Regions from separate parts of the Mus musculus genome. Here all the other regions are linked to region 7. A link is a loop called in an ENCODE intact Hi-C map of the cell type or tissue named here. Cell type or tissue: left cerebral cortex. All regions are shown on one strand. Each heading gives the region's core, and the rest is flanking DNA. Links, peaks and the distances in the headings are about the cores only. Region 1 has its middle 120 kb from the start of Gm34211. Region 2 has its middle 110 kb from the start of Gm34211. Region 3 holds the start of Gm34265 (a long non-coding RNA gene). Region 4 has its middle 45 kb from the start of Gm4601. Region 5 has its middle 49 kb from the start of Slc8a1. Region 6 overlaps Gm34265 (a long non-coding RNA gene). Region 7 has its middle 91 kb from the start of Gm33944.

What was found. A loop is a pair of places that touch in the nucleus more often than their neighbours do. Peaks named below come from ENCODE experiments on the same cell type or tissue, not always from the same donor. Only the 100,000 strongest peaks of a DNase experiment are listed, where the experiment ranks them.
Region 1: it touches region 7 in a loop (7-fold over the local background); 5 of 42 quality-filtered maps call a loop at or near these places.
Region 2: it touches region 7 in a loop (4-fold over the local background); 5 of 42 quality-filtered maps call a loop at or near these places.
Region 3: it touches region 7 in a loop (6-fold over the local background); 25 of 42 quality-filtered maps call a loop at or near these places.
Region 4: a loop joins it to region 7, with 8 times the contacts of the local background. A loop is called at or near these places in 8 of 42 quality-filtered maps.
Region 5: it touches region 7 in a loop (10-fold over the local background); 18 of 42 quality-filtered maps call a loop at or near these places.
Region 6: a loop joins it to region 7, with 7 times the contacts of the local background. A loop is called at or near these places in 19 of 42 quality-filtered maps.

What each region holds. Positions count from the first base shown.
Region 1 is chr17:82,740,557-82,745,103 of GRCm38, reverse strand. No RefSeq gene overlaps it. Among named protein-coding and RNA genes, the nearest start is that of Gm34211, 120 kb to the right of the region's middle. In left cerebral cortex, for the core only: a CTCF peak has its summit at 2,456; DNase peaks (open chromatin) are centred at 2,478 and 3,721.
Region 2 is chr17:82,729,904-82,734,450 of GRCm38, reverse strand. No RefSeq gene overlaps it. Among named protein-coding and RNA genes, the nearest start is that of Gm34211, 110 kb to the right of the region's middle. In left cerebral cortex, for the core only: no CTCF peak of the experiment used is centred there; a DNase peak (open chromatin) is centred at 2,648.
Region 3 is chr17:82,955,376-82,959,922 of GRCm38, reverse strand. It overlaps Gm34265 (a long non-coding RNA gene), which reads left to right and starts at 3,428. Exons shown (of 7, transcript XR_877010.2): 1 at 3,428-3,613. Gm4601 (a long non-coding RNA gene) reads right to left here and starts at 3,237. Exons shown (of 3, transcript XR_385810.1): 1 at 2,669-3,237; 2 at 332-593. In left cerebral cortex, for the core only: CTCF peaks have their summits at 1,179 and 2,296 (motif pointing right); a DNase peak (open chromatin) is centred at 2,302.
Region 4 is chr17:82,999,272-83,003,818 of GRCm38, reverse strand. No RefSeq gene overlaps it. Among named protein-coding and RNA genes, the nearest start is that of Gm4601, 45 kb to the right of the region's middle. In left cerebral cortex, for the core only: a CTCF peak has its summit at 2,031 (motif pointing right); a DNase peak (open chromatin) is centred at 2,119.
Region 5 is chr17:81,784,842-81,789,388 of GRCm38, reverse strand. No RefSeq gene overlaps it. Among named protein-coding and RNA genes, the nearest start is that of Slc8a1, 49 kb to the right of the region's middle. In left cerebral cortex, for the core only: a CTCF peak has its summit at 1,810 (motif pointing right); a DNase peak (open chromatin) is centred at 1,835.
Region 6 is chr17:82,855,492-82,860,038 of GRCm38, reverse strand. All of the region lies in intron 4 of Gm34265 (a long non-coding RNA gene), which reads left to right. Among named protein-coding and RNA genes, the nearest start is that of Gm41629, 14 kb to the left of the region's middle. In left cerebral cortex, for the core only: a CTCF peak has its summit at 2,320 (motif pointing right); a DNase peak (open chromatin) is centred at 2,322; H3K4me3 peaks cover 728 bases; H3K27ac peaks cover 837 bases.
Region 7 is chr17:81,191,499-81,196,045 of GRCm38, reverse strand. No RefSeq gene overlaps it. Among named protein-coding and RNA genes, the nearest start is that of Gm33944, 91 kb to the left of the region's middle. In left cerebral cortex, for the core only: a CTCF peak has its summit at 2,426 (motif pointing left); DNase peaks (open chromatin) are centred at 1,807 and 2,399; H3K4me3 peaks cover 742 bases; H3K27ac peaks cover 645 bases.

The DNA of each region.
Region 1 (4,547 bases), core at 215-4,214, 1.5 Mb before region 7:
CCTGTACTTTCAATGATTGATTCAATAAACAACTGAAATGAGGTTCTCCAGAACTGAGCCCCAGAAGTCTCTTCCATCTACCTTTTGTGTTCTCCATTTGAATGCTTTTTTTGGTCTTTGGATTAAGATTGCCACCAGAAAATCAATGTTAGTCTAAATGTTTCTTTCACTCCCAATTTCTCTAACATAACATCTTTTGCATCTTTCTGACTCAGATCTATGAATTATATTTGACTCCCTCTCCCTTGTAATTCCTACTAACCAAATGCCAAGATATGTACAGTGTTCTGACACCACCAGGTTCCTTGTAGGTATCCACTCATTTCTGGTCATCATTTTCCTTCTGCTTTACATCTTTGAGTCATCTTAATTTTATGTTCTTCCACATTATTACCTCTACTCTAGCATCTTTCTCATCTTCAGTGTTTCCATATCACAACTCATATAATGGTCTAGTTAGTTTTCTGACTCTAAGATGATTATGCATTTATCCTGAGGTAATCCTTCACAGTATGTCCAACTTGATTTTTTGAGGTTACCTTCTAGAAGTCATTGTTTACTGAAGTTCCTGATAGAGTCAATAACTAATATTATGTAGACACATTCAGAATTCCCTACTTGGTGTCTTTTATTGACACTCCACCCCCAGCTTCGGCCTCAGCTACCCATGTTTAAATATTCAATCTCAAAATTCATCTCTCTCATAACTTTGCCTGATGGCACTTAGTTTATATTTCTACCCAGCATTGATTTATATTGTTTCGAATGATTTGTAAAGTTATTTCTTCAATGACAGATTACTAACCTTCTTTCCACAGACCAAGCACTATTTACATGGGCCATTCTTTATAGTATCTCATCCAGAACTCTGTAATCTGCCCCAACTCTTAGAATGGGGAATAAGACCTTTGGTCTTTTTTTCATAGTAGGTAACCATTCTATTACTTAGTTATACACTAATCCTCTCTAGAAAAACAATGATGTTGCTTCCCAAGCTTATCACAATGCAGCCTCTCTGATATCTAGTAGGCACTTCTTAAACGCTAATTACAACTGCTTTTAGTTACTATGGTTTCAAGAAATGCTAGTAAAAGGTAGCCACATTTATTCAAACACAGTTTCACATAATTTCATATCTTTTCAATGAAATAGTCAATGAGAATATATTCTTGCTAAAATCCATTGAGAAATGATTTGCTTTCTATTTATATGAAGAGTTATAAATTTTGCATATGTTGGGGAGTGAATGGTAAGATACGTTCTTTTCACAAAGTTAATTTAAAATTAGGATATTTAGGCTCAGCATATCTAGCAAATAACTTTTCTGAAATAAATGATCTTTGGAAGTTGAAAAACATATAGTAATGGTTTCTCGTCAGTTAATTCTTGGAAGACAAATACAAAAAGGAACGAGTTATGACTTTGTGCATTATGGCTCTCTCAGCATCTCAATTACCTCGATTTTCATTCTCTCAGAGTAGTTCCCTCCCACATCATTGCCTTGCTTCATGTGAACTTAGGGAACTGTTCAAAACTAGGTCACAAATGGGTGGGTAGGTGTGAGCGTGTGGGTAGATCCTCTGCTAATTTCAGTTTTTAAAACATAGACTTTAACCCTGGCATTTGTTGTCAAATAATGATGAAATGCCTTGATTTTTCAGAGACATTAACTTGTCAAAGTGATGCCACTCTGTTAACAGAACTGGGAAGTAATGGGATGTCTGGTGGCAGGAAAGGCAGTGAAAACATTTCTTCATGATTCTAAATGATAGGGCTCCACATGTTTCATTAGAGTTGGACTTTTAGAAAAGTAAATATAAACATTTTTGAATTTCCAGTTGGAATTTCTTGCTACTCAACACCGAGTAGCTGCTACCATCAGAATTTGCCATTGTGCATTTATGTTGTACCTTAAACCCTGCCATCTGGACAGGACTACAAAGAGTACACATCCTTCAGTTTTTGTGACCTATAAAAAAACCACTTCCCTAAGTTTTCTACATAATGTTGTTCTTTAGTGTGGTAGTGGTATTTTAAACTTTCTCAAATACAAAGGTCTTGCCTTATTCTTTAAAGTACTCCAGAAAGAAAAATAAGAAAATTAATTAGTTAATGAAAGCAAGGGTGTTTAAGTAGTTTACTGTCTTAAACATTCAGAATAGCTTGCCTTTCCATACCTTCAAGGCAATGTATCTTTAGATATAAAGAATTTGATGGTGTTACTCATATTGTAAAAGAGAAAATGTAAACTTAGGTCCCATTTACAAGTAAATGAAAGTATGGTGATTACTCAGCCTAATTCTTAATGAATCTTTGCCTATACTGAAATCATTAGAAGCTCAAGCTTTGAATTTCCCATCTGTAATAAGCGATGAGGACCAGATGAACTTTTACATTTAAAATTCTAAATTTCCTTATTCCCAAATAAAATGTATTCTATGTGTAGGACCCATAGGTGGCAGTACCATGTAATAAAAGTAATGAAAGGGTTTGTCCACAGTAGGAAAAGCATGGAATTAAAGCTCATTTTTTTATGGGGTTCAAGAGAAAAATGAGAAAGCAAAAGCAAAATGGCCATCATTGTGTTTGTTTCATGACATTCTGCTTGCATGGACTGTAGTGGTATAAGAGAGAGAAAACTTAAAGCTTGCTTATTTCTGTATAAACTACATTGAAAGAGAGAAAAAAAGGAGTCTGCTTACTTTTATGTCAACAACATATTGAAAAAATGAGACATAGGTTTTTTTTTTTCTTTTTCTTTTTTTAAAATATATGTGGAGATTTCAAATTTGATGCCAGATAGCTTGGATTTACTAACACACAGTAGAAATGATGAACATATTCATAGTAAAGTTGTGGTTATTTGAATGGCCCCATAGTTTCATTTGTTTGAATGCTTCCTCTTCAGTGAAACTGTTTGGGAAGGATTCGGAGGTATGGCATTGTTGGAAGAGGTGTGACCTGGTTGGCAGATGAATATTACTAGACAGTAGGCTTTGAGTTCTCAAAAGCCCATCCAGACCCAATGTGTCTGCCTCTGGGCTCTTCCCATGGTTCAGATTGTAAGTCTCTCAGCTACTGCTCCACTGTCCTTCCTTTTTGCTTCCTGTCATAAAGAAAATGAACTATTCCTTAAGTCTGTAAGCAAGACCCCCAAATTCTTGCTTTTATAAGAGTACCTTTGGTCATGGTGTTCCTTCACTGAAATACTGTTTATAGAACAGTAACTATGCTACAAGTAAAATAACAAATCAGATTGAACTGATATTGGATTATGCAACTTTTAGGGAATTTTACGAGTTAAGATATAATATGACCTAAAGAAAAATTTGTCATAAACATGCTTTTTTATTTCTATGCAAACCACTGTTTGTTTGCTTAAATTAAGAGAATATTTTCTTTTGAGCTGAAGAGCAAGTGCAAGCACCCCACTTTAACAAAGTGGTGATGGACTACCCCATATATTTTTATATAAATTTCAGACTAGGTAACTTTAGGAAATCTGAAGACCAGTACTATCTTGGCATCAAAAGAGAAACTCTGATCAGAGTATACTATATGGAAAAAGATCTCTTTTCAGTTAAAAAGTCAGATGGACAAAGTTAGGATTTGTTTCATGTATTGTGGATTGGGCCCTGAGAAAGTTAAATTGGGAGTTAGACAGATGCCTCAGCAGTGAAAAGCGCTTGTTGCTCTTTCAGAGAATGAGAATTCTGTTTCTAGCACCTACATTGGATGGCTCACAACTGTCTCACCAGTTCCAAGGATATGATGTTCTGTCCTTGCTTCCCCAGGCACTTGTATATACATGCACACATGTGTATGCATATGTACACACACACACACACACACACACACACACACACACACACACACACTCTCTCTACAAGGCATATACATAAATAAAATAAATTAACATTTTAGGAGGATAGAGAATTAGTGTTTTTTGGAGGATGGCCACTAGTATGATTCCTATCTGACAGTGGATGGCCCATACCCATGCATTATGGACATCACTAACTGGAATGAGTGGGCTATGAACATAAAGTACAGATTGAATTTGAAAAGGAAAAGTGATAGGGAATATGATAGGAGGGATAGATATAATCATAGTAATATTTCAAAATGCACTTAAAACCAAGTCATATAAATATCTAAAATTAGAAGCATTTTTATTTCAAAATACTTTATAAAGAAATTTTTCAACTGTAACATCATTACCGTGAGTAAGCTGAACTAATAGTCAAAAAGCAGTTACTTATTAACAAGATTTATACAATCCAAATATTCAAAACTGCTGACTAGAGATGGTGATGATCTTTCTATATATGAGAAAAGCCAAGGACTGTAGAAGCAACAGATAACTCCATCTAAGTTTATAAGGTTAATTATTCGACAGTGTGTAAAAAAATTACCCATAAATCTCAATAACAAGGAAGCAAAATAATAAATAATAGCTATTTTCAAGAAATTTATTTGTGTGTGTATGTGCTAGTATTTAATCTTTGGAGGCAGAGATCAAGGCAGCTGTGAGTGGCCAGAAGTGG
Region 2 (4,547 bases), core at 376-4,375, 1.5 Mb before region 7:
TGTTCTTCCTACTTCACTACCAATGCTCAATTGAATTTTTCCTAAATTCATCATATTCACTTCACGTCCTTTACAGCTGGAGTAGCTCAGAGTTCAGCCTTCAGCCTTTTTAATATCCCCAATTCCTATCTTTGACTTTAAAATGCAGCCCCACCTATCTTGACTACACTGAAATGTACATTTCTAGTCTTGACTTCTGAGTTTTTGAACTCTAATTGTGAATTCAACATTTCCACTTGAGTGTCCAATGAGCCATTTAAACTCAATATGATGAAAGTAAAAGACACCCTATTTTCTTCCCAATTCTGTTATTTCCTAGTTCCCCCAATTTTGATAGCTGTTAAAATTAATCGTTATATTTTCTTTAACCAAAATCTGCTTTGTGGACCCTACACCTCTACTTGTTTTTCTAAACTGTGCACTTTGCTTCCTTCCGAAGGATTCCTCTCCCTCAGGAATCGGTGTGCCTTGCTCTAATGTTTCATTTATGAATGTACCAAGCAGAAACTGACAGCTCTGACACTGTCTTTCCTTTTTCACCAAGTCTCTCCCTGTATGCTCCTTAGTACACCAGAGTTCTTTTTCTCTTCTTCATTGTCTGTTTCCATTGACAAACAAATGCCACAAAGCAGCTATCGTTTTCCTTACCATTATACCCACTGTGCAGCAGTATTTGTCATATATTGCTCTTTATTATCATCTGATGATATTTACTGTCTGAATTAATATATAAGGGATTAAGGACAGAGATGAATGGACAACTACTGTGAGAATAATTATGTGGAATACAGAATATTCTAAATAAATTTAACAGAATATAACGACACACTAATAAAAGCCAGGAAGCTATAATTACCACTGTAACACAAATAATAAATAAGAAAAATGTGGCTGCTGTTTGGATTCTTACATCTTTGTGACTTCTTATATAGTTGGTACCCCCATCTCTCTCTTTTTATCTTCCCAGCCCTTACCTCACCAGCAGGACCTTCTCTAAATTTTTATATGTATACATACAGAGAAAAACCTAAAAATAAAAATGTACTTTATAATTTTAAAACCTCCTAATATAATCTATTAGTATTTTAATAAGCACTCTAGTAGAATTTTTCCACCGTGTTTACTGGAAGGGCAATTCGGGTTTCTTAGAGCATGTATGTTAGGTGTATAAAATACACCTATTATAATCTATTGTGTTTCTTGTCCTTTTAACTTTGTTAACTGTTATTTCTTAACTTGAATATAACTGTAAGTCAAGGTTAGAGGCAATCAATCAACATAAACACTTAGACTGAAAGATTTCTTACATACCTGCTTCAGAATAAACCAGAAAAACATCCACATTTTGTAAACATTGGCAAATAACTTACATACAAAAGTGCAAAATCCAAACAGGGAAAAAGGAAGCTGGATGAAGGAAGAGAAAGGAGGTGAATGGAAGAAGAGAACCACTGTCGACATGTTATAAAAGTATGCTAGAGAACATGGTGGACAAACTGTAGCAGGTGAGCCAAGACCAGCCCACTGCCTCATTTGTCCATAACACTTTATTGATGTGCATACACCCCATTCCTTCATGCACTGTCTGAGGCTACCTCTGCATTACAAAGGCAGAGCTGAGTATCTGTGATAGGGGATGGCCTGTAAGATGAAAACGTTCAGTGTCTCTTGCACCCTTTTCAAAAATCATATATGCTCACACTGAGTCGCAGCCACATTTTGCTTCCAGCCTCTTCAGTTGTGAGTACAGACCAACTTTGTAGCTGAAGAACAAGTGTTCCTAATATTGAAGACCATAAAGAAATGTTTGATGGAAAATGTTCTAAGGACCCTGAATCCTTCCACTAAACAAGGTTGAAAAATTCTACTAGAGTATTTATTAAAGTTTCCCTTCACATAGCCTGAGGTAATTACACCATAGGCTATGCTCTAATTCAGCGAGTTCCACAGGGAGCCACTGAGTGTGGAATCTTGCATAAGCATCTCTGTTTAAATGACAGGGCCATCTTTAGACTCAGCCCTTGAGGCTTATTAACATTTCATGTTTTTAAAATTTGTCTGGTCGTGAGAAAAATCACTTTTTCTATCTTTAGTCTATATGGAAATCCCTGGAAACTATATTATGGGCTACACAACCAAGTATCCAGGTGCATGGGAATATTTCATTCGTAGATTGTTAAAGCTTGTGTATGTTTGGGAGGAGAGCATGAGGAAGGATTGGTGACAAAGATGTGGTTTTAGAGGAGCATTGTAAGCTAGTTTGCTTTTATCCATTTGTATAGGCTCCCTCTAAGGATTTTCAATGTTAATATTGCCTTTACGTCTTTCACTGAAGGAAATAAATCAACTTTAAAAGCAATGAGTGAGGCTACCATGCTTTGCCTTGTCCCAAAGCAACCCCAAACAGGTGCTCTTGCCCACCATGTGTCTAATAGATTGTTTCTAGGAGGTTGCTCCACATCCAACTGCCCCTAGCTCTCTAACATCACCTCCTTAGGGTCCATGTCAGTCTTCCCTCAAGGTCAGGCTTTTCTCATTCCTGCCTGTCTCCCATCCCTGCAGTGTTTTTAGCACAAACACATGCTCTGTCTGTCAGGTACAGTGTAAAAATGACTTTTCTGGAAGGAGATTTCTGGGCACCAGCCACTCACGGCACGAGCATTATAAGCAGATGGCCCCATTACCAGTTCCAGCATGAGCCGGAGAGAAGCAGTTCATTACAGGATGTGACAGTTCTGGGCCTTCACTCATTTTCTCTCAGTGTGGAACTCAATCCTCCGGCTCCTTTGGAGTTTCCATTTTGCATCCTCACCCTCTCTTCAGATAGTAATCAGTATGATATAACACAAATGAAAATAAAATGTTTCCTCTAGTTGCTTTTCTCTGTCAGTTGTTTCTTATATGCTGGCTTTTAATTTTTTTCCATCTTGATGTGCCCAACCCCCTGTACACTCTTTCTCAGTTCTGCAGTCTTAGTTGGATGGTCTCCTGACTTTCATTTTTTGAAGCACGTTTTTTTTTTTTGCAGCCACCATTCCTGGACTGGAATCCAGTCATGTGAGCATTTCTCAGTCTAACTTTTCACTGCCTGTCAAAGTGTTCTAAAAACCAGTACACCAACACCTCTCTGGTTCTACAGAAAAATGTGGTTGTAAGACAATTCCTAATAAAGCCAGAGCAGGGCAGGGGGTAAGGACATTTTACCCATTAGTATTTGAGAACATAAGCTGATGGGGAGAAATATCTGATTAAGATTGGCAAGTGAAAGCCTCAAGTCCTAACATAGGCAGTGACCTCTCTACTCTACTCTGTGCCCCTATTCATGCAGGAGGGAAAGTCTCAGGCTTGTCTTAAAGGGTTAGACGATCACTTTTGTATTGTTATTTTGACTGCTTGCAATAAGAATGGCAGGTATGAATACTGATTGTTTGGCTTCTAGCTGATCTTCCTCTGTGGTTATTGTGCTGAAACCACAGACAGATTGAGGTTTACAGAGACAGGGAACATGTATTTACTGCAGTATACGTCCCATAGCACCCAGTGCAGGTCTCGGTGGGATTGCCTCATGTGTTACACCATTTTGACTTCATTCTGCAACTCTAAGTGGGTGTAAGCTGTTTATAGGCATTGCTTGCCTAGTATATCTTCCAGTGAAAATCAGTAGAAGATAACCTTATATTCATCTAAATAGTCTAAACAAAATATCTAGATCTGATTTACATAGGTCCTTTATTGAACCATGTCTAGCCTTGGAGTGTTACTATGGCCAAAGAGATGATATGCCCTGATGGGTAGATAGAAGTCACCTACCTGCCAATGCATACAGCAAAGGGATGAGTTCAAAGACATTTAAATTTTTTCCAAAAAAAAAAACTATATTCACCACAATCTTATTGAGACTTATATGAGGGTAGCATTATACAATTAGGATCCATTGAATTTAGACAGCACACACAGTAGGTCTCTGTGAGGTAAGTGACACATGAATGTTTCAGGAAAGGGAAAGTGAAAATTTGGAAGCCAGTAGAGACAAGTGATGGTCACAATTGCTACAGTTTGTTGAGGATCACGGGAGGTCTGGTATTGCTTATTTATTGAATTAAAAGGCTTTATCATAATCTGCAAAATGCCTCGCAATATGGTTTCAGTTTATATCTACTTCATCACATGTCAATGTCCATTTTACCCTTATAATTCAACTACTTTCTTATCAGTCTCCAAACATATTATGCTATTTAATGACTCAATGATTTCCTTACCATTGCTGACTTTCATTTTAAAATTGAACTTTAAATGAAAGAAAACGTGAAAATGCACGTTCAGCTCAATGACTTTTAAAAAGTCCTGGTACATTTTTAGAATGCTCTTTCATACTCTTCTCAAACTTGCACATTGACTTTTATCCATTACTGTCAAACTCAAATGTTAGCACACTGTGTTTGTGTAAAGGGCTCAGAAGGAGCTAAGTTTTCACCCCTCATTTGAATATGTTGGCTGTATGGTAATATTATTAAAGTAAGGAGAAAGAAACAAGTTCGGTAAGGAGG
Region 3 (4,547 bases), core at 292-4,291, 1.8 Mb before region 7:
GAGCCTCCACTTCTGTGTTTGCTAGGCCCCGGCATAGCTTCGCAAGAGACAGCTATATCAGGGTCCTTACAGCAAAATCTTGCTAGTGTATGCAATGGTGTCAGCGTTTGGAGGCTGATTATGGGATGGATCCCTGGGTGTGGCAGTCTCTGGATGATCCACCCTTTCATCTCAGCTTCAATCTTTGTCTCTGTAACTCCTTACATGGGTGTTTTGTTCCCAATTCTAAGAAGGGGCAAAGTGTCCACACTTTGGTCTTTGTTCTTCTTGAGTTTCATGTGTTTTGCAAATGGTATCTGTGGAGGAAGGAAATCACGCCCAGAACACTCACCATCCACGAGGCTCTGTACTGGACCTTTCTACGTACACTGCTGCTGTGACACAACTTCCCTTGTCCTATGTCTCAGAGGAAGAGACACACACTGACGTACCCCAGGCCAGAAGTGACTTTGGCAAGTGTGTCCTGGTTCACTCCAAAGTTGTTGCTTTGAATATGATGCCGTAGCGATCGTAGTGATTTATGCTCTGCCTGCCTCCCAGAGAGGCTCTGGGGCTAGCAGATAAATGGACTTCTGTAGATGAGCAATGTTTTCCTGAAACAGAATAAAAAGGCAGGGCGGATATGACATGCTTAAAGACATTGTCTTTGGACCATAGAATAGTGTGAGGCTAATGGAGAGCTGCTTACAAAGGTGTCAGGGACCAGGGCAGCTTCTACCGAAATGTTCAAGATTCTTTACATTATAAAGTGTGTATATTTTTATCTTTAGCATTTTACAGTAATGAATACTGCATGAATGTGCTCCTCCATCAGAGTGGATTAGCATTCCCTTGTCTCTGCATCCCCAGCAAGCTGTTTCATGTCCTTTTGCCACTAGCAGTTCTAAGCGGGTGAGATACTTCCCTAAGAGTTTGATTTAAATTTCTCTGCTACTTTAGTGAAACCTTTCTCAAGATTCTTATCCTGACATCTGGTGACTCTCAGAGGTCCTTAGAGTCTCATGCCAGCACCATGGTCCTACTTGTAACAAAGTACAATTTAATTACGAGTTTATGGGCTTCACTGGAGGGGCATGAGACTGCATTTGAGAGCTGTGAAGAATCCCTCTGTGATACTGAAGTCGACGCTGGTGGTTGTGGAGGACTCTGGTCATCAGGCAGATGAGAAGAAATTGCATGTCCCTTGCACAGGTCAGGAGGAGTACTGCAATGTGATGTCCAACCTCACTGTTCTCAAAGGTCAAGAATCAAGTCATATCTTCATTAAATAGAGAGCAAAATGAAGAAGGCAAGGTTGCCAATAGACATGTATTCAAGAGACATGTATTTAGTGACTGCCAGGCAGTACAATGTCCTGCAGTGAGAGGGGAGGGAGACATAGCTCCAGAGCCTCCCCTCTTTCTCTTTGCCCAAGCTTTAGGTCTTCTGTGTGTAATTGTGTCATTCTGTTTCCACCAGGTGGTGTTGAGGTGGAGTGGGGCTTCAGGGACTCGAGGCATTTCTGACTCTTAGATGTATTAATTAGAAAGAAACTCCCAGAACCGTGGAATTAGGATGAAGCAGGCACCATTGGATTCAGTTGCCCAATGTCTTAACTAACTTGAGCGACAGCTGGTCATCTGACCCCGTCTACCATCCTGGAAACGGAATGCTCAAGAGTCTAGGGTGCCTAAATGTGGTCTTCTTTTAGTAGCAATGGAATTGCAGGAGCAGAAGTCCCATTCACTGAGTACTAAATGTCCTGCCATGGCTGTGGTACACACGTTACACCATTCCCACTCTTCCTATAACACAGTACTGAAGCACAGCATTGTATGTGATCCTCATAGTGACGTTGGGATAGATGGATACATGGACACACACACACACACACACACACACACACACACACACACACACACAATTTGCAGGCTGGTTATTTTTCCCACTCAATAGCATACCACAGAAATCTCTCCAAGTCAATTTCATTAATCCAAATTTACCTTAAAACATCCAGCACATCTTTATGCTCTCTTCTTCTTCTTCTTCTTCTTCTTCTTCTTCTTCTTCTTCTTCTTCTTCTTCTTCTTCTTCTTCTTCTTCTTCTTCTTCCTCCTCCTCCTCCTCCTCCTCCTCCTCCTCCTCCTCCTCCTCCTCCTTCTTCTTCTTCTTCTTCTTCTTCTTCTTCTTCTCTTTCTTCAAGAATCATTTTTTTTCCTTTGTTTTCACGGACAATACCAGTGTTTAGAAGCCTAATAATGCTCTTGAAAGGCTGAGGGAAGAGGCTGTATTTTCTAAAGTGGCCACTAGATGGAGAAATTGTCCCACAATGTTAATAAAACCACACAGTTACCTGCATCTACAGGAGGCAGTGGGGTTGACTGCTTGCTAAGGAGCCCTGTACAGTGGTTCGTTCCTGTGGAAGGAACTTCGGGAGTTAACTGATTCACTTTTCTTTTTTTCTTTCTTTCTTTCTTTCTTTTTCACTTTTTGTTTTGTTTTGGGAACTTTAATATTTGCGGCAAAGTCCTTTGAGTAATATCCCCTCCCTGCTACTTTGCCCCTTGTCTGTTTGTGGCTAGAAGGTTATATATATATATATATATATATATATATATATATATATATATATATATATATATATATATATATATATATATATATATATATATATATGCCACTCACTAACCTTTAGGATGAAACCTATTCTGTCCCAAAGACCAGCAGCATCAGAAGCCAGGGCCATCTGAGCAGAGTGCAGGAATGCATTTCATCAGAAGCCACCAAGCTGGGGATGGTTGCCACACAGAGCCTGGTCCTGTGTAGGTGGATGTTGTGGTGCCCCACATGACCGTACATGTTGGGCCAGAGGGAGGGGAACCACGGCATCCCATGCTTCTCTCTTCAAGCTTGGCCAGAGCTCCTCGAAGGTTTCAACGCTCAGCTGTAGGCACTGTCATGACTTGTGGGCTGTCTCCAGGGAAAAAAATCTCTCTGCATCATTGTATAGTGTCCTGAGGGGAGACCACAGCTATGGCCAATGATCGGGGGTCTGTATAGATTTCAAAGTCATTCCCGCAAGGACTGGGCTCATTCCCAAAGAAGTGGATGATGTCGAAGCTGTCCTCATTCAGGACGAGGCTATAGGGCTTATCCTAGCTCCTGGGAAGACACCGAAGCTCTGTCTGGAGAAACTCAGCCCCTTGCCGTCAAACTTGGTCTCAAGGGCTACCACAAACGTTTGCCTGATATTCTCCGTTTTCTTTTTTTAATTTTTTAAAATGGTTTTTCGAGACAGGGTTTCTCTGTATAGCCTCAGCTGTCCTGGAACTCACCCAGGCTGGCCTCAAACTCAGAAACCCGCCTGCCTCTGCCTTCCAAGTGCTGGGGTTAAAGGTGTGCGCCACCACTGCCTGGTCCTTCTTGTCCTGTTCATAGGACTCCATCCTCTCCTCCAGGGTGCCGCTGTGGCAGATGGGCGAGATGGCCAGCATGCCGTTCTGGAACTCCGCGAAGGCTGCGTGCTTCTCGGACTGTGTAACGGAGCAAGGCCGGGTAACGGAGGCAGAAGCTGATGAAGTTCTGTAGGAGCTCGTGAAGGCTGCGTGCTTCTCCGACTGTGTAACGGAGCAAGGTGGGTAACGGAGGCAGAAGCTGATGAAGTTCTGTAGGAGCTCCTTCCCCACATGGCTCTTGATCAGCAGCATGGCGAGCAGCAGTCCATACTTGTACTGCACGGTCCCACTCTGAGCAAACACGCAGTCAGACTATTCAATGACTTCATACCCATCACCCCCGGCTCAGCGATCTTAACAGTGGTCAGTCCGAGCCACCCACCACACCGATTTGTACCCTGCTTTGCAGCTCCTGCAGGAGGGCTGATACCTTAGGGTCATTTTTTTTCCTGGTGAGCTGGCTTGAGGGTTCTGTCCACGTCAAACAGGCAGAGGGCAACCCTTTGGGTTCCCTTCATGGTGATAGCCATGGCTGTAGCTCCCCACAGCAAGGGCTATAGACACCTACATTATGCTTCACTTGCACACGTGACACACGAATGCCTTCTAACTGGAAAAGATTCACTCTATCGCTTCCCCTCCCCCTTCTCTATGCTTGTCCCTGACCCCAGAGAGAACCAGGCTTGAATACGTTGGGACATTGCTGTATAATTCTTTCTATGTGAAATGCATGTATGTATCCATCCTTCCTGTCTCTCTCTGTCTCTCTCTTTCTTTCAAAAGACTTATTTAGTTATATTTACGTGTCTAGGTCTTCTTGCATGAGTTCATGTGTTCCACATGTATGCAAGGTGACTCAAGAGACCAGAGGGTGTCCTGCCCTGAAACTGGAGTTACAGAGAATTTTAAGTCATAGGATGTGGGTGCAGGGAACTAAACCCTGGTCCTCTAGAAGAACTTTAAGTGCTCTTAATTGCTGAGCCATCTCTCCAGCACCCATCCATCCTTTTTGAAGAGTCCCTGACACCTCCTCATTTTGTAAGTGAAGACAGCCCAGGCAGGGGCAGGCAGCACTGCTGTCAGTATAATGCCGATCCTGCTCCGGGGTTCCCA
Region 4 (4,547 bases), core at 299-4,298, 1.8 Mb before region 7:
TCTCTCTCTCTCTCTCTCTCTCTCTCTCTCTCTCTCTCTCGCTCTCTCTCTCTCAGACAGTGGACCATGCCAGGAAATTTGGTAGGTTGAGCAGGTTCAGAGTCCCCTGCACCTAGACACACCTGAGATGGGAGGCAGCTCTGTTCCCTACCAGATTCCTGGCCTGGAACACGCGCCACATTTCCCACATAAGGAAACACGATGGTCCTGTAGCCCAAAACAGAGTTCTCCATGCTAATGAGGTATCTTGCGGCCCCGAGGGTTTAGACAATAAGCTTCCCTTCCTGGATATTCCTCTGTGCAAAAGGTATTTAATCTCTGGTCCATGATATGCATCCATTTTTCCATGATAAACAGTTTGGAACTAAAGACTCTCTCTTGAGAGAACTGCTGTGGGGAGCACGGAGAAGGCCTTGGCCTACAGAGCTGCAGCCTAACTTTCCCTCAGATGACAACCATCGCCAAGCTAAGGGCTTGTGCAGATGAGCTTAGTCAGAGCTCCCATTTTCCTGGTCCCAGTCTCGTTGTGGGGCCCTTGGACCTGGGGCACTTTGTTCCTGACTCCCCTGTGTGGTTTTCCGCCTTGACTGAGTACCTGAGAATCAGGGGACCCCAGATTCGGCCTACCACATCCTAGGATGTGTTTTCCCAACCCCTGAGTGGTGTCTCAGCTGAGCTTCCTTAAAAAGCTACGACGTCCTACAATGACGACCCATGCTGGATGACGCAGTCTGAGCGCTCCAAGTTCCACCTGCCCAAGAGGCATATCCCACGGACCCACGTGTGTGTGTGTGTGTGTGTGTGGTGTGTGCGCGAGTGTGCGTGTGCATGTGTGTGCCTGCACATGTGTGTGCCTTCGCATGTGTACATGTGTGTACAGAGATACACATGGAGGTCAGAAGTCGATGCTGAGTGTCTTTCTCTATCGTTCTCCACTTTGTTTTTTGAGATGAGTCTTTTGCTGAGGCTGGAGTTCACCCAATTGGCTAGGCTAGCTGGCCAGTGAGCCCCAGCGATCCCTAAGATTACAACTCCAAATCACCAGGCTTGGTTCTTACATAGGTGCTGGGGATCAACACAAGCGTTCTTCATGCTGGGCAGCAAGCACTGAGCCAACTGAGCCTTCTCAACGGCTTCAATCCTTTATTTTAGTCTCCACTTTACCAAAGTTGATCTCCATTTTAGAAAATGATATCACTAGTGCAGCCTGCACGTGGCAGCCAATGTCACTCCCCTGTGGCTCTCTGATTGGCGCCACAGTGGCATGCCTAGTCAGTCCACATGGAAGTGCACGTCTTTGGCTGCTTTGTCATGGTTTCAAATGCCTTCAAATTCTCACATATGAAATGAGTATTATTTATAGTTTCTCTGCATTTACTTGTTATATGTAGGGCTACATTGAAACTGTGAGACCACACCTTTATTTTGCATGGCTATCATTTCTCTGTAGAAAGGCAGGTGATTCAGTTGTCATAAGACACGAGTTTTGGAAGGAGGTTGTATCTCAGTACTATAATGAAGAATTTGACGTGATTGAATTATAAAGGAAGAAGTTTTTTTGGGGGTGGTGGTGGTGTCACTATTCTGAAGCTTTCAGTCCATGATCTCTGTTTTCTGTGGTCCTCTGATGAAGGCAGCTTTTTATAACAAGAACAATTGATGGAACTTGATGAGCCAGGAAATAAAGATAAAATAAATATAAATAAATAATAAAGAAAGAAAAAGAAGAGACCACAGTCCTCGCTGAGTGCATATCTGCAGTGACAAAAAGACCTCCCTCGGTAGGTACAAGTCTCAGAGGAACTACCATTTCCAGGCCTCCTTGGGAACCTTATCTTTAAGACATAGACCTTGGGGGACAATAATGTAACCAAGAGCTGGTAAAGATCACTGACATAACACAAGTAGTCAATGTGTTAAACGTACAGTGAGATTAAAATGTTAAACAAATACTATTAACTCGATTAGCAAAAATTATGAGATATTAAACATTAAAAAATATGCAACTCTGCAGACAAGCCACTAGGTGGCTCCAAACTCCTTTTTACTGTGAGAGAAACAGGCACTAACAGAAGATGTTAGCTGGCTTTACCCTCTTTAAAGAAAGATGAGCAGGGAGGACACTGTGCAGAGGACTATCATACCTGCCAAAGGTCTCAGGCAACTCTGAGGGATGTAGTGTACATTTAAAAATTATTTATTTATTTATTTATTTATTTATTTATTTATTTATTTATTTATTATATGTGTGTACACTGTAGCTGTCTTTAGACACTCCAGAAGAGGACATCAGGTTTTTGTTACGGATGGTTGTGAGCCACCATGTGGTTGCTGGGATTTGAACTCAGGACCTTTGGAAGAGCAGTCGGTGCTCCTAACCACTGAGCCAACTCAGCAGCCCTGTAATGTACATTTTAAAGAATCATTTGTGTATCATAGCAATTTACATAATTTCCCTAGCTGCCATTACTTCATTGTGTGTGATGAAGGAGTTGCAAGGGTTAGATAGGACCACTCTGGAGCCTGCTCCCCATCACAGGGGACAACCACGATAACTTTCCCTCTCTACCTCATTTAAAAGGACTAGACACTGGTTATTTGGCTTCATTTTATTTTCTAAATTTGTGACAAAGAACAGGAAGGAAAGGGAACGCTCTCAGGGGGACTTTCTCCAGGAGGGTGGCCATATTAGGTAAGAGTGAAACTGAATTACAGAAAGATCCAGAAAAGACACCATGGTCATTTTTTTTTTCTTTAGCAATATCACTTTTTCTGTATATTTTACCTATAGACTCCCTTAAACCATGGGGAGCCATGGCCACTTTCTTGTTTCAGGACTTCCTCCTCTGAAACAGAATACTTCACATCAGCCTACTTAATTTTCTTGCTGGCGATTTCTCTCTTCTCTATATAGACACCAAAACTATCTTTCTAAAATGCAGGCATGATCACATCACCATTCTTAAAAGCAAAGGGCAACTCTTCACACTAGTCAGGAGTTCAGTGCTGTGACAGAATAGTAAAAATTTAAAGAGGGATATATTTCAGCTCAGAGACTCATTAGTTTCGCATCATGGTCCCTTGGTTCCATTGCTTCTGTCTGCGCCTCTCTCTCTCTCTCTCTCTCTCTCTCTCTCTCTCTCTCTCTCTCTCTCTCTCTCTCTCTCTCTGCACATGCGCGCTGTAGCGAAGTGGCTCATCTGGTGGACAGGAGGCAGGGTGGGGCAGGGATAAGAACACACCTCCAAGTTCTGTATCCTCCAGGCAGGTCCTGTAAGCGCTAAAGTTAACCAGTAAGCCCCACTTGCCCAAGGACAGGTGACTTTCTGGAATTCTGCCAGTGGTTTTTGGGAAATAACAAGCCACGTGTTTTTATTCCCCTAAACAAGTTCGTATGTACTGTATGTTCTTGATTGGATGTGGGTGGGAGGTGCGCAGGCAGGAAATACATCAGGATGGAAGCTTGCCCTTGAACGAACCTGAAGGGAAATACTACGGTGGCCGCATGGTTTCGCCTTTTTAAGCTTCTGCAAAATGTGACTTGCTGCCATTTTTCTGGGACCCCTGGAATGGACCTGGTCAGAGAATACCATCCCGGCCGGTATTTAATTTAAGCTTGCTTCAGATTTGGCTCCAAATTGTGCCACTGCTCTTTCTCTTGGCAATCTCAGGTTTAACAGCCCAACCCCCCAAATTATCCATTACTTCCAAATGATGCCACTGGGTTATGATTCCATCTGTGGAATAATCCACTGGTCAGGCCAGCGATCTCCTGGTCCAATCACCTCCCAAGTGGCGGAAACCAAGCCTTTAATATGTGAGGCTCTTGGGAGACACTGTCTATCCGAGCCATTACACCCCCACAGGACGTGGACACAGACTTTCCTCCTGCTCTGCTCTGCCGTCACCGGTCCATCGCCCTGTGTTTGCCCCACATTCCTACTGCTGTGTTCACGATGGACTCTCCACTTCTTCCCATCATGCCCCGCACAACTGTGTTTCCTGGAATTCCTCTTTCCTCTCAGTAAATTCTTAATTTCTTTTAAAGTCTCAGCACAAATGCCATATCTCCCGGGAAGCTGTCCTTGGTTTACTGGGTATTATTAAATAATTTATCTCCTGTGTTCGCCTTGTCCTTTTCACAGGCTGTTAAAGTGCTTGTCACACTGTAGTGAGATAGTACTTCATGGACCGCTGGGCCGTCCCAAGGTGGCTAGTGAGTCTTACTCATTGTTTAAGCGCTGGTGAGCAACAAATATTTGAATGAATAAATGGCAAATGATTTCGCAAAGACTCCAAAATAACATTTGAGGTATAATATGGTAATAGTTCTCAAGTCTGCCCTCCCTCCCTCCCTCCCTCCCTCCCTCCCTCCCTCCCTCCCTCCCTCCCTCCCTCCCTCCCTCCCCTCTCTCCTTTTCTCTCTTCCTCCCTCCCCCTCTTTCTCCCTCCCCCTCTCTCCCTTTCTCTCTTCCTTCCTTCCTCCCTTCCTCTTTCCTCTCCTCGCTCCCTCTATGTCTCCCTCCCTTCACACTTCCCTTTTCCCT
Region 5 (4,547 bases), core at 162-4,161, 590 kb before region 7:
TCTCAGGCAGAGGTCTCTCTCTCACAGAGACTGGCTTGCCAGAGCTTGCAGAGAGGAGGCCAGCTTGTCTCCAGATGTCACCTGTGCATGAAGATCCCTATCCGTCTGGCATTCTAGAGGACAACATTGGTGAGTACAGAACACCCTATACCAAGGTCATCACTGTCCTTTGCCAAGGTTCTTTTGGCCAATGTGTATAGACCATACCGCATGCTGTAGATGATCAAGGTTTTAAGTGACTGCTTCCCTCAGCCAAAGGGTTTAAATGATTAAGTAAGAATTTAACTTCAATTTGTGTTAGATAAGGCTCATTATAAGGATATTCATTCCAGAGGGCCCGGCTCTTGGCTGGATGGGCTGTCCTTTCTGATGCACGTTCAGTTAGGGCTTATCATCAACTTCATGTTCTTGCCACCTACTCAACAGCTTGAGGTCAGATTTATTTGGAAGGGATTTTGGCTTATGCCTCCATAATGATGCCTATTAAATGCCTTTGTATGGAGAGGGACAATGTGTTGGCCTTATCAAGGAAAATGTGGCCTTCTTTAGCATCGGATTTTCAGTTCCCATTAGGATCATAGTAAGCTAAGCTAAAGGAAGGGGGGAAAACTGCTCTCTAAAGGTCAGCCTTCTTAATTAAATGGAAACCCAGGCAATGACATTAAAAGCTGAAGTAAGTGAAGCCAGTGCTTTTCCTGATGAGCCCCTACTGAGCATCAGGCTCCTGCTGCCTGTCTTGGGGCAGGCCAGACTGAGTTATTCCTGTTGAGTAAGAAGCTAGCTGTAAGGTTACCAAGCTGGTTCCTCCTGTGCAAACACATGGAACTTAGCATGTGAAACTGTGGCTTCAGTGGCAAAGTCAAGTCTTGGTATGGTGATGAGTTCCCAGACTGGCTCAGTTTCTTGACGTTCTATATCACTATGGCAGCCATCACCAGACCCTCTGTACTTCCCTAAGGACTGGGTTCCAGCCATGGTGAACACAGATGGGTGGAGGTTAGTAGATCACCTCTAAGCTAGGTATTCTCACATTTAGGAACTCAGTTTACAACACCCTTTAACAGAAAAGCAACCATAATTTCAAGGGCGAATTATTTGATCCAAGGTCAAATAGCTGGTAAAACATCTAGCTAGCTCAGTTATGTCTTCAATCTCTATGAATGTCTTTCCATTAATACAGAATTTAGTGCACTTCTTAGGCCCTACTGCCCTCATCCCCAGTTTTTAATGCATGGGGTGGCACAGGGACTGTGCCGCCCTTCTTATGTCTAAAGGAGAGCTAACTCCACAAGACCTTTCATCCTAGCTCTGTCCTGAACCTATTTTCATTTAAGTGTTGTGGTTTTTTCCCATGAGGCCCCTACCTATTCTAGTTGTCCTGGAACTTTCTACAGTCTTCTCATAAGCATATGACGCCAGAAGCTTCCCCAAAGCACTGTGAAAACTGCAAGCAATGGCACTGACTGTCCGTGCTGATTCCGCTCCATCCATGGCTGTTTCCTTCCCAGCACCCCCAACAACGTAGTTCTGAGGAATGCCCCCATAATACTGCATTCTAAATTTGAGGCATTTAGTATCTGTAATCCTTTTAACTTATTATATGCATAATGAATCAAGTAAATATGATTATGGTTATTTTGATGAGTATAAGATTATGTGATTAAAAAATCCATAACATGATTCTAAAAGAAAAAAATTCCAAGATGTGATTTTTTTTCAAGAAATACAGCCATTAAATAAATTTACTAAAACTTAAATTTGAGCATTAGTGTTTAGGCACAGCCGCTGGCGTATGTTATCTGAACTGAACTGCAGGGGGAGCCATTGAGATTGAGTCAAGTGGTCAGTATGTTCCCGAGGGGAAATTAGTGAAGCCATGCGGTTTAAGCAAGCAAGAGTTTGCATCTTTTCTTGTAGTTAGACTTGCCAAGGGATCTTTGGGGACACTGAGCTACACTAGAAGAAATTGAGCAAAAACTCTCTGAAGGTAGACCTAGGCATCAATAATTTTTGAAAACCACAAGTTTAGAGCAGGGAATATGGAGATGTGGAACTTGAACATGAAGCCTGTTTGTTAATCTGCAACCATCCTCTGTATTGTAATAAAAAAAATCATTAGAAATTGTATTTGGTTTAAGGGATTATGGCTAGAACCTCCATTACTGGGCTTCTGTCTGGTAAACATTTTTTATGTGATTAGCAATTATTGTTGTCATCTTAAGGGATGTATTGTTGCTCTAACTTTGGAACTCTTTACCAGTGAATAACAATATACTACTAATAAAGCCCATTAATTTACCAGGGAGTATAGATTGTGATTAGCAGGATGAGTCATAAAATAGTTCATTCTGTTGACCCTGTTGAAATCCAACACCACTCAGAATGGTAAAAGGCCCCTGAAGTTAGGGCCTGGAGGATGCTGGCAATGGAAAGGCTACCACCTGAGTTTTGCCGCTATGCGACTTACCTTTCTATCAGAACTGCACTCTGCTATATCTTGAAGTCGGACACTTGAAATCTTAACGGTCAGACATGGATTTCTAGTGAACTGCTAATTAGTCATCATTGATAACATCATGCTAACCTTCAGAGTTGACTGACCTTCTAAGCAATCTCTGCCACAATTTGATCCCAATCAACAGCAATCCCTGCCTGTCACATTTCACAAGAGTCTCTAGAGCATCAACCACTTGTTCTTTTAACACGGACAGACAGCCTCTTGCTGTACTGATTTACTTGCGAAAGTCTCTTAACTTATTCCATGCACTGCTAGGAAGAATAAGTACTCTCATTCTGCTTTAGTCACATTCTTCTTTAAATTCCTTCCCTGGCCCTCTTGTCTACAGAGTCAAGGCGAAAGCCCATAGAAGACAAAAGAACTCCATATCTGACTTCCAGTACCTATTTCAGAAACTTCCCTTGCCTCAACTTTTCTAACTATTAAAAATGTCTTGACTAGATGCACTTAAGTTTGTAAAGATGGTCTATCCAACAGGAAGCTGCAGGCTGTAAACTGACCACCTTATTGCTGCAACTACTTGGCCAAATGCAAATCCAGAAGCTTTAGTATATCTTAGAATCCACAGCTCAATCAAGTTAGATGGACACAGGAAAAGATTAATACTTTATCTAACCACCCCAAACTCCACCCACAACATTCTCAGAACATGGCAGTCTTGGCATATCCTTCCTATCTTCATTTGTTTTCCTGTTCTAAATTCTTGCCCTAAGTGACTGCTTTTTACCTTTTGTGGTTGAGATTGTTAGTCATCTCTGTGGCCTACTTTTGTGAATACACTGAACACTGTGTCTTTGGGGTTATCTATTCTATAGTTGACAATGCTTATATATCCAGAACACCCATATCATCCATCTGTCTGAGGATTTCTTGAGAACAGACTCTTCGGCTAACTTAGTGTTCTTAACTTTAAACTGACAATAGTTACCCTTTCATCCAAAATTAGGCTTGCTTAACTATGTGGAGAACATCTAGTAATAAAGAGATCTCAGAACAAATAATGGTAACTGAAATATTAAATCTTCGGGTGTTGGGTTTGAACTAGTTTAACTTTCTAAACTTTTCAAACTTTCTGAACAGAGAAAATGAAAGAAAAAAATAGGTAAGGGAGAGAGGCCAGTTGGTGGACAAGCACTTGCCATGTAAGCCCACAGACCTGAGTTCAGATCCAGGGTACACATGTGAAAGCCAGATGCAGCGTGTGTCTGGATTCCCCAGTGCTAGAAGGTGGTAGCAGTGGATCATTACACCTCATGGCCGGCCAACCAGTCCTGCCCATGAGCCCAAGGTTTAATGGGAAAGGGGTAATAGTGAGAAGCTTAACAACAAGTAAGAATCTATGAAAAAGCTTTAGGGAAATCTACTAGTTATTACACTCGTTTCAAAATACAACTTTAAAAAAAACAGAACCCTTTTTAAATGGAATTTTCCTGCTTTGGTAGACAATGTTACTCCTAAAATGCATGGATTATTAAATAAAACTACAGTTTAAAAAATGGGACATGTTACTACAAACTATTGGTATGGAGGACTCAGAGGTCTCCAAACAGCACAGGATACTGACATTGCCCTTTATTGCCATCATAACTACATGAATAAAAACAAAAACAAAAACAAACACAAACAAACAAACCCCTATTGCTTGAATATACCACATTCTCTAACCACAGGACATAGAAAAATCAATTTCAAGCCAACCAGGAAACTTAATTCCTGCTCTGGGATTCATGGTGCCAACAAATGTTATGTAGGCTGCATGAAGGAAAGACAACAATGGTCTTACCCAGCCAGGCAAGATGCACCAACAGTAGTATCATTGTTATGGGGTAACTACATTTCCGATTGGATTTGAGGCCTTCTCACAAGGCAGAATTCCTGGTACTGTGCCCTTCTCCCAGCCTTGAGTAAGTTAAACAAACCCACAGATGGTTTTACAACCTAGCTGGAGATTTCTGGCCTCACCACATTTGCAATTTCCTACAGGAGCTTTGAGGAGTTGACCAATCCAGGTGAAACAAAGGATAGGCCT
Region 6 (4,547 bases), core at 377-4,376, 1.7 Mb before region 7:
CTAGAGATGGTGATAGCGTGGGGTGTCAAGCTTTGACTCAAGCTGAAGAAACGGAAGTGGCAAAGTGGCAGGCAAGGGGCAGAACCGATCATGCCGTGGAATGGGCTCATTAAGGGGTTACTTTCAGTTTTGCCAACCGGCTGTCAATCTCTGGTCCTTCATTAATTTATTTATATTAATTTTCACTGTACATATCCATTGTACATGGTACCGGATTATACAAAATCTGGTAATTTCAGAAGACTTCCTGAAATAGTAGGTGCTATGACAAAATATCAGAGAAGATATCTTAGCCCACACTTTCAGAAGTTATAGTCCATGGTTCGTTGGCCTCAATGCTTTGGGGTAGGAATCTGTTCATGTTTACAAAGCCAAACAAACAAACAAACAAACAAACAAACAAACAGAACAGAACAAACAAACAACCCCCCCAAGCCCCAACCCCCCCAAAACTAAACAAACCCAATACCACCATCACCACCAAACACCACCAAAACAGAGAGGAACTAGTGACCATGGGGTTCTAGAACCCCTTCTTTAGCGTGTTTTCTCAAAGATCCAACTTCCTTCCACTGGGTCGTATTTTCTATTGTACCATTAACTTCAAACGGTCCCGAAGTCTAGTGACGAAGCCTAAAACTTGTGGGCCTTTATGGGCTGTTTCAAAGGGTAGCATCTTTACATTCATTGTAAAACCATTAAGTCTCTGAAGAAAGAGCTTGAGGAAGACTCTGGAGTTCTCATGCTCATGGTTTGGTAGAACTCACACTGTGAAAACAACCATTCTATCAAAATCAATTAACTCATTTGATGTAGTCCCAGCCAAAATGCCCACATCCGCCACAGAATGTGCAGAAAAAAGAAGGTTAAAATTCATATGGATCACAAAAGATGCTGGAGCAATCCTGAGAAAAAGGGGCAGGGTAGAGGAATTACCATTCCAGATATCTTATAGAGTTGGATTAATAAACAGCATGGTATTGCCATAAACCGACAGATAGACTAATGGAATAACAACAGAAATGCCCAAACATGACTGCATGCAGCTACAGCTGACTGATCTTTGACAAATGTGCCACAAATACACATTGGGAAAAGACAGCATCATCAATAAACTACTGGAAAAATGAGATGTTTGCATGAAGAAGAACAAACTGGACCCAAATTTATCACCCAGCACAAAAATGAGCTCTGAACGGATCAGAGACCTCAATGTGAAACTTGAAACACGGAAACTGCCAGGAGGAAGCAATCATAGGCAGTGCCCAAAAAGATAGAGCTGTCTGTAACGACCCTCTGTCCAGGACTCTGTCAGCTCAGGAATTAACCATTGACCAGTGGGTTTCACTGTGTAGCCCTGGCTGTCCTGGCTCTCACTCTGTACAGCCAGGATGTCGGGGATTGGTCTGCCTTTGCCTCTCAAGTGCTGGGATTAAAGGTGTGGACCACCATCGCCCAGCAGCCAGCAGCCCATCTTTCTATTCCAGACTAGAACCAGGTCTAGTGTTCTTATCTTGTCTGTAGTGAGACTCCCTTCCTATTCAGTGTGCGGTGTCTATAGAATGAGACATGGAGGCAGATAAAATAAAATGAAAACACTGGTTCTCAACCTTCTTAATGCTGTGACCCTTCAATATAGATCATCATGTTCTGGTGACCCCAACCAAATAAAATTGTTTTCATTGCTACGTCATAGCTGTAATTTTACTACTGTAAAATAGCCATGTTTTCTGATGGTCACGGCCCCCAGCTTTAGAACCATTGGTCTAGGAGGTGTGATAGCTGATGGGTATCTGAGAATGGGCGTTTGCTTTAAACCTTTAACTTTTAAAGTGCTCTAGCACGGGAGACTTATTTCCATGACATTTTTTTTTTTTTTAAAAAGAAGAAAGCCTGCTGCTTGTGGACCTGTGAAATAAAGGCATTATGTTCTCAAGCAGAAAACCTGCCTTCCCCAAGAGACACGTACCTGGCCATATTAAAAAGGATTTCCATAGGCATCTGTTTCTCAGATGTGGTCCTAAAGCCTCAGGGGTCAGAAATGTAGACTGCTGGAATCTGGGGGGTGTGGGAGGTGCTTGCAGGGAGCCTCTCACTGGACTGTTTCCCTTGGCCCCCGGCCTCTGTTTCTCACACAGTGATCTCAGACTGTGCATGCTTTCCTACCTGTCTTTCTTTGGTATGGAACCCCCAAAAGACCCTTTGGTCAGGTACCACAATTCTTCCCGAGTACAGAGGAAAATCAAGATGAGGGAGGAGCCTCGTGTAAGGGAAAGGCTCGGGGTAACAGAAGCAGAAACATATGCGCATTTCATCCAGCAGGGGGCAGTGAGATCACGTGGCTACACTAAGCGAGGCAACCCAGACCCCAGGACCAAAGCTGAGAGCTGCTTTTGCTCTCCAAGGTGGATTCCAGGACCTGGTACCTGCCATCGCTCAAGCCCTCCGCAGGTTTTGTAAGAGCTTTTTCCATTTGATAATTTATAGGAACACTACTTGCTTCCCTTCTGTCCAGTGGCTTATTTAGAATGGCTGAGCACGTTTTAATAAATCAGCAACCCTCCAAATGTGAAGGGAAATAAAATGTTTTGCAGCCCGGGGACGGCGAGGGTTTGTCTGCCTTGAGCACTCCTGTGACAGGACGATCAAATAAAGACAAGGTTGTGGTTTTGATCTCTCTGGAGGCTGATTACTTTGTTCTATTGTGTGGTCAAAGGCCTCACTACCAATGTGTTTAATCACCTAGAAATGCTTGCTTTGCATCTAGGAGGTCAGCTGTGTTGCAGGGTCAGAGAAATTTACTAGGGCTAGGGAAAAAGTTCGGTCTTAACATGATGCAGTCGCTGTTTAAAAATCTCTCTCCTTGAAGGTGATAGACAACGCCTGTGAAAGTAATGGAGTGGTGTTCAAATCCATTCGCTGTTCCTGTGATAATTCACTTGCACACAGGGAGAGTGGGTTTTGCCATTTGAAAACACAGTCAATTCTCTCTGCTTCAGTGGATCATCTCTATAGGATCTTATCTTCTCTCCCTTGGTTGGTCTCAGAGAAGGGCAGAGGTCGAGAAGAGCCTGGGAAGAAAGAGCCGATAGAAACGACATCCTTCTCACTCCACTGCCTTTTAAAGTCACTTGTCATTTTGCATGAGCTCTTCTCCCTGCGACAGGTATGCGGGTCAAATGGCTTCTTCAAGAGGATACCCAGAACTCCTCACCCTGCGTGCCTCATAGATGAAAGTCCACCTTTCTTTTTTGCTTCATTTTGTACTGCCCCAGAGAGCCCTGTCTCATGGTCCTTCACCTCAGTAGCTCTGCCAAAAACATACTCAGTTTTGCAAGCCAGATTTCCAAGATCCATGCCCGACACCTTACTTCTCTTGACTTCTTGTTTCACTACCAAATCTCAGTAACTCTGTTGTCTTTAAATATAACGTTCCCTCATCTGTGTCACCACCCCTTTTTTCTACGATGTCTCCATTTCTTCTGGACATGTTAGTAACCTCCACTGGTTACTAACAACAATAAATGTATCCACTATTATCCTTTTGCAAATGAAGCTTGTGTTGCTCCGGCCACAAGGTTGCCCCAGAGCAGGTCTGTTAATGTTTTTCCTATATAGGATCAGGACCAATCTACCATTAATAACTCTTCTCTGAACCGGACATGGAAGCAGAGGGAGCATGCTTTGATGCACCGAGACACCATGCAATCCCTGTATCAAGTATCTCACGCTCCTGGTCACACACTGACTTAGGAACAGAATACTATGGGGCACTGTCTCATTCTGCTGTGAGCAGGAGAGACACTACAGGCAGAGGGAGAGGAGGTGAGGCTCCAGGCAAGCTTCATGGAGCTCTCTGCAGGAGACAGGCTTGTTCAGAGCTTAGAGTTGTCTACTAGGGAATAAAGTCTCTTCTTTGGGGGATTCGGAATCTAGAGTGCTGGGACTCAGAAAACAAGATTCCACATTATGGTGCTTTGCTGAATATTGTGAATTGAAGGCTGTTGGAATGGGGACCAGAAGTAAGGTCTCTTTGTGCCTTCCCATCCTCCATTTAGTCTCTTAAATTAGCTCACTCGGTAGAGGCCAGAAGATGGTGTCAGACCTACCAGAACTGGAGTTATAGATTTTTGAGTGTTGGTAATGGAACCTGGATTCTATGGAAGAGCAGCTGGTCCTCTTAGCCTCTGAACTCTCTCCTGTGTGCATGTGAGTGTGTGTGTGTCTGTCTATGTGTGTTTGTGTGTGTCTGTGCATGTGCACGGAGGCCAGAAGAGGGCACTGAACATCTTCCTCAGTCTCCATTTATTCCTTTGAAGCCAGGTCTCTCCCTGTTGAAGTCAGCAAGCTCTGGCAAGCCTCCCCTGCTTACTCCTTTGGGGCTGGGATTACAGTTACACACAGGACTTATTCCATAGGCACTTTGCTTTGAACTCCAGTTCTCATGATTTCTCAGAAAGTGCTCATAATAGCCATAGCTCATCATTGCTGTGTAGTTTTCCCTGCTACACTCAAAAGCTCAAACATCTTCCCCTCTAGGTCTTTTT
Region 7 (4,547 bases), core at 364-4,363:
TAAAATATAAAACTTAAAAAAAAACTGTAATTATTTAAAATACCTGATTCATATTTTGAATTCCTTCTCCCAAATTTTGAGAATGGGATGCTTGCAATGTAGAATTCCATCAAGGAATCAATACTAACTCAGTGCAACACCTCATTTAAAAAAAAAAAGAGGACTGAGAGAGTTGCTCAGGCATGGAGTGCTTACCCAGCATGCAAGAGGCCCCAGGTTTAACCCCCAGTGCCAAAAAGTAAAAATATAAATTACCAAGCATGATGATAAAGATGTGCAACCCCAGGAGGCTGAGACAGGAAGATCACAAGTTTGGGACCAAACTTGACTACACTATATCACATGTCCAAAATAATAATAATAATAATAATAATTGTTGTTATTATTATTATTAATTTCCACTTCAGTATTTTCCTGATAGCAAAGGGCAGTATTTTCCTGATAGCAAAACTACACAAAACTGAGGAAGGGAAGAGGGAGAGAAAGCCTAAACCCATGTTCATCACATATATAGATATCAAAAATTCTTCAAAGTATAACAGCAGATAACAATATGTTTAAAATTTTTATATGCCATGAGTAAGGAAAATTATGTCCATGGGTAGGATAATATCTATATGCAGGAATAATACAAGGGACTTCTGCTCTTACCACAGTGACTCATTTTATTTTATATTATGTCATGAAATAAAGCCAGAAATATAAGTTAAAGGGATATAAAGTGGAAAGGAAGCAGTGTATTATTCCTGGTTATAAATAAGTGATTGTCTTTGTAAGAAGAAAGAAAGAAAGAAAGAAAGAAAGAAAGAAAGAAAGAAAGAGAGAGAGAGAGAGAGAGAGAGAGAGAGAGAGAGGGAGGGAGGGAGGGAGGGAGGGAGGGAGGGAGGGAGGGAGGGAGGGAGGGAGGGGAGAGAGAGAGGGAGAGAGAGAAAGGGAGAGAGAGAAAGGGAGAGAGAGAAAAGAAGGAAGGAAGGAAGGAAGGAAGGAAGGAAGGAAGGAAGGAAGGAAGGAAGGAAGGAAAGAAGGGAGCCAACATGGCTATAAAAAATTAAAACCCTTTAAGAGCTAATAAGTGTCTTTCAAAGTCATAGAATCTCAACATAAAAATAAATTATATCCATTATACTAACAAACACAACACCAGTGACTACTATCTAACAGAACCAACGAAGAAATTCAAAGATGCAAACCTAACAAACCATGATAGAACTTGGGAACCAAAATTGCTCCAGGACGAGCAAAGCACTGAGAGCTGTAAATAAATGGGAAAATAAGTGATGTTCGTGGATGACCTCGGAGATACTATTCTTCCCAAATAGACAGGTTTGCTTGAATGTCAAAGTCCTAACAATACTTTTATGCATGTAGACATTCTAAATTTTATGTAGAAAGGTAAAATGATTACCATAGCTATTACAATTCATAAAATAACAAACTTAAAGGGACTTGGTCTGATTTCAAAATTATTACAGTACCAGAAGGATGTAGTACTGGGAGAGAAACAGGAATAGCAACATTCCTGTCAAGGTATGGTACTGCGGTTGTACAAGATGTTGCTCCTGTAATGAGCTGGGTAGAGGATCCGTGGACTTCCTCCTCAGCATCTCTTGCAGCTTCCTGTCAAGCTTTGATTTTGAGAAACCAATCTCAAGTTTAAAAATAAAGTGACATTCTTCACAAGATATCGCGCATAAAAATTTAAACGAAAATATTCTTTCTTGGTATGCTTTTCAATATCGTTTCCTGGATACTGTTCTAGTCTGAAGGTCTGGGCGGGGCAGTGCTAGAAGCAGCCTGGAGATTGAAGAGTCCGGAAGGGAAACCACACATGTAGCTCATCCTGGACTCGGTCAGTTGAGTGGTTGCAGGTGCAACTCAGCCCCAGCTCCACCAGCAAAGCAAGAAAGTGATTAAAACCACATGAGGACTTTATGTTACTGTATATATTAAAGGCCATGAGGACAGCATCCCCAGCTACCCCACAGCATCAAACAAAGATAACAAGAATAACCTCTGCGGCAGTGCCCCGGAAACATGACGAGTGAAAAGCTAACCTGTGTGAAGATAAAGGAAAGGTGTTTGCACTGGAAAACTTCAGATTCCTGCAGTTTGCAATGGAAAGTGAAATTGGTGAAGTGAAAAGGAAAAAATCCTTTCTAATCCCTCAAGTGCCAGTGGATCTGGAGCCTGAAATACCCATCCCACAATGCCAGCCACCAGGACTGAAGGATTCCCTTCAAAATGCATGTTGCCGGTAACACAGAAGGGTCCAATTCCGATCGCGTAGTATCTCCTGTAATGCAAAGCCACTGCATCAAGTCATTGTATATATCATAATTCTGCAATAGTCTGCATTTCAGAGGAAGCTTGGTTCTCAGACTGAAGATGCGGAATCATCCCTTATTCCAATGCCAACGCTGCCCTCTAGTGGCCATACAAATACCAGCTGTCCAAGTGTTCTAGTCTCTTTTTTAAAATATATTTTTATTATTATATATTTTCATTTCAAATGTTATCCCCTTTCCTGGTTTGCCCTCCAAAACCCCCCTATTCCATCCCCCCTTCCCCTGCTCACCAACCCACCCACTTCCTGGCATTCCCCTACACTGGGGCATCGAGCCTTCTCAGGACCAAGGGCCAGTCCTCCCATTGATGTCCAACAAGGCCATCTTCTGCTACATATGCAGCTGGAGCCATGGGTCCCTCCATGTGTACTCTTTGGTTGGTGATTTAGCATTCTCATCAAAAGCAACTTTACGAAAATATCCCTGTTGTCATTGTTGCTGTTGTTTTGTTGTTGTTGTTGTTGTTGTTGTTGTTGTAACAAATAAAATGTGCAAGAGAAGGCTGCCAAAATTCACATTTTTCATATTTTTCAAATGACATTTTATCTTCCATTGACTTTCTTGGGTATGAATTAAATGCTTCAAATTTACACCTAATAACAGAAATAGTTCATACAAAACATATTATACACTCAGTTATATCACTTTCTGAGGCCCTGATCCTATTTCTGTTATATACCAGGGAGTGTGTGTTGCTTTCAATGTGTATGAGATGGGTATTTTCCCGTCATGTTTCTAGAACAGGAAACAAAGGCATCACAAAGCTGAGGGATTGCGTTGTATATCCCCCACAGCATTGGCCTGCTCCCCACACAGCTCCCTAAGTACCCAAGCCCTCTGTGCAGGCACAGCCCAACCTTTGAAACTCCAGTCTTAGGAGAAAACAACCTACCTACTCATGATTCTATCGGCACTAGCAGAATCAATTCCTCTCCTACCATCTTTCTAGAACATTCATGTCACTGCTACATTCTGAGACATAAGTTTGTTTTGCCTCCCAGACAACAATGGAACTAGGTTGGGGGCAAGGGAGACTTGTTTGTTTGTTCTTTAGAAATTTTCAATCAAATATGAATAGGTTGGCTAAGTATCCTATCAGAATCCCAGTGATGAATCCAAGCATTCATTAGACCAACACCTGTACTCTCGAACTATGCCTATTACTTCCCGAGAGATGTTCTGTTGTTCAGTTGGACTTGCCGTCTTTGTTCCTAGGAAAGCGATCGTGTTTATCTTCATGCCAAAGCCCAGTTCTGCTGGCTTCCTATGCTCACATGGGTAAAGCCCTTCTGAAGATACTAAATCTGAGTGCCTAGCCCCTCTAGGATGCCCTGTGAGGAAGAAAGCCCAAAGGAAGCAGAGAGGGAAGGAAGCATCCATGCAGTGCAGTGGGACCAACTCATCCTCAAGAACATGGGAGCAACCAATGCAGTTGGCAAATCATCTTGTCCCCTACCAGAAGAGAAATAAACCTCTTCAATATGTGCAGCTGCAAGCAATTGCTCACCTCCATTAAACATTCGTGTAAAAAGCTGACTCACGCCAGGCGTGGTGGCGCAGGCTTTTAATCCCAGCACTCGGGAGGCAGAGGCAGGTGGATTTCTGAGTTCGAGGCCAGCCTGGTCTACAAAGTGAGTTCCAGGACAGCCAGGGCTACACAGAGAAACCCTGTCTCCAAAAACAAAACAAAACAAAACAAACAAACAAAAAAAAGCTGACTCATACAACCTTGCCGCCTACCCCTGTGAAAGAAATGCTGTAAGAGGGAAAGAGCGTCGATGGAGACACTTTTAACCATGTATAATGTATAAAACGTACGTGGTCACTTCCAAGACTCTAATATGAACCAAAGTATCAAATAACTGTGTGCCTGTGTGTGTTGGCTACGTATCCTGGGCTACCCCCAGGATACATAACTTATTGATTCTGTCGTTACATATTGTCAGTTTCTCACAGAAATATGAGTCCTGTGCATCATCTTTAAAAACTGAATAATGATTTGAAAGATTCTATTGGGCCTCTCAGCACTTGCCGCTTCTACGAGGGAACGGAAGCTTCGAGGCTTCTGGAAGGCAGCAAACATCTGTACCGGGCATGCGCAAGAGACTCAAGCGCTCATGGGCTCTATCAGCCATCCAGGCAATGCGCTGGAATATTCCGTGGTTTGTTTCACATCATTTTTACCACACATCCTTGCCATCC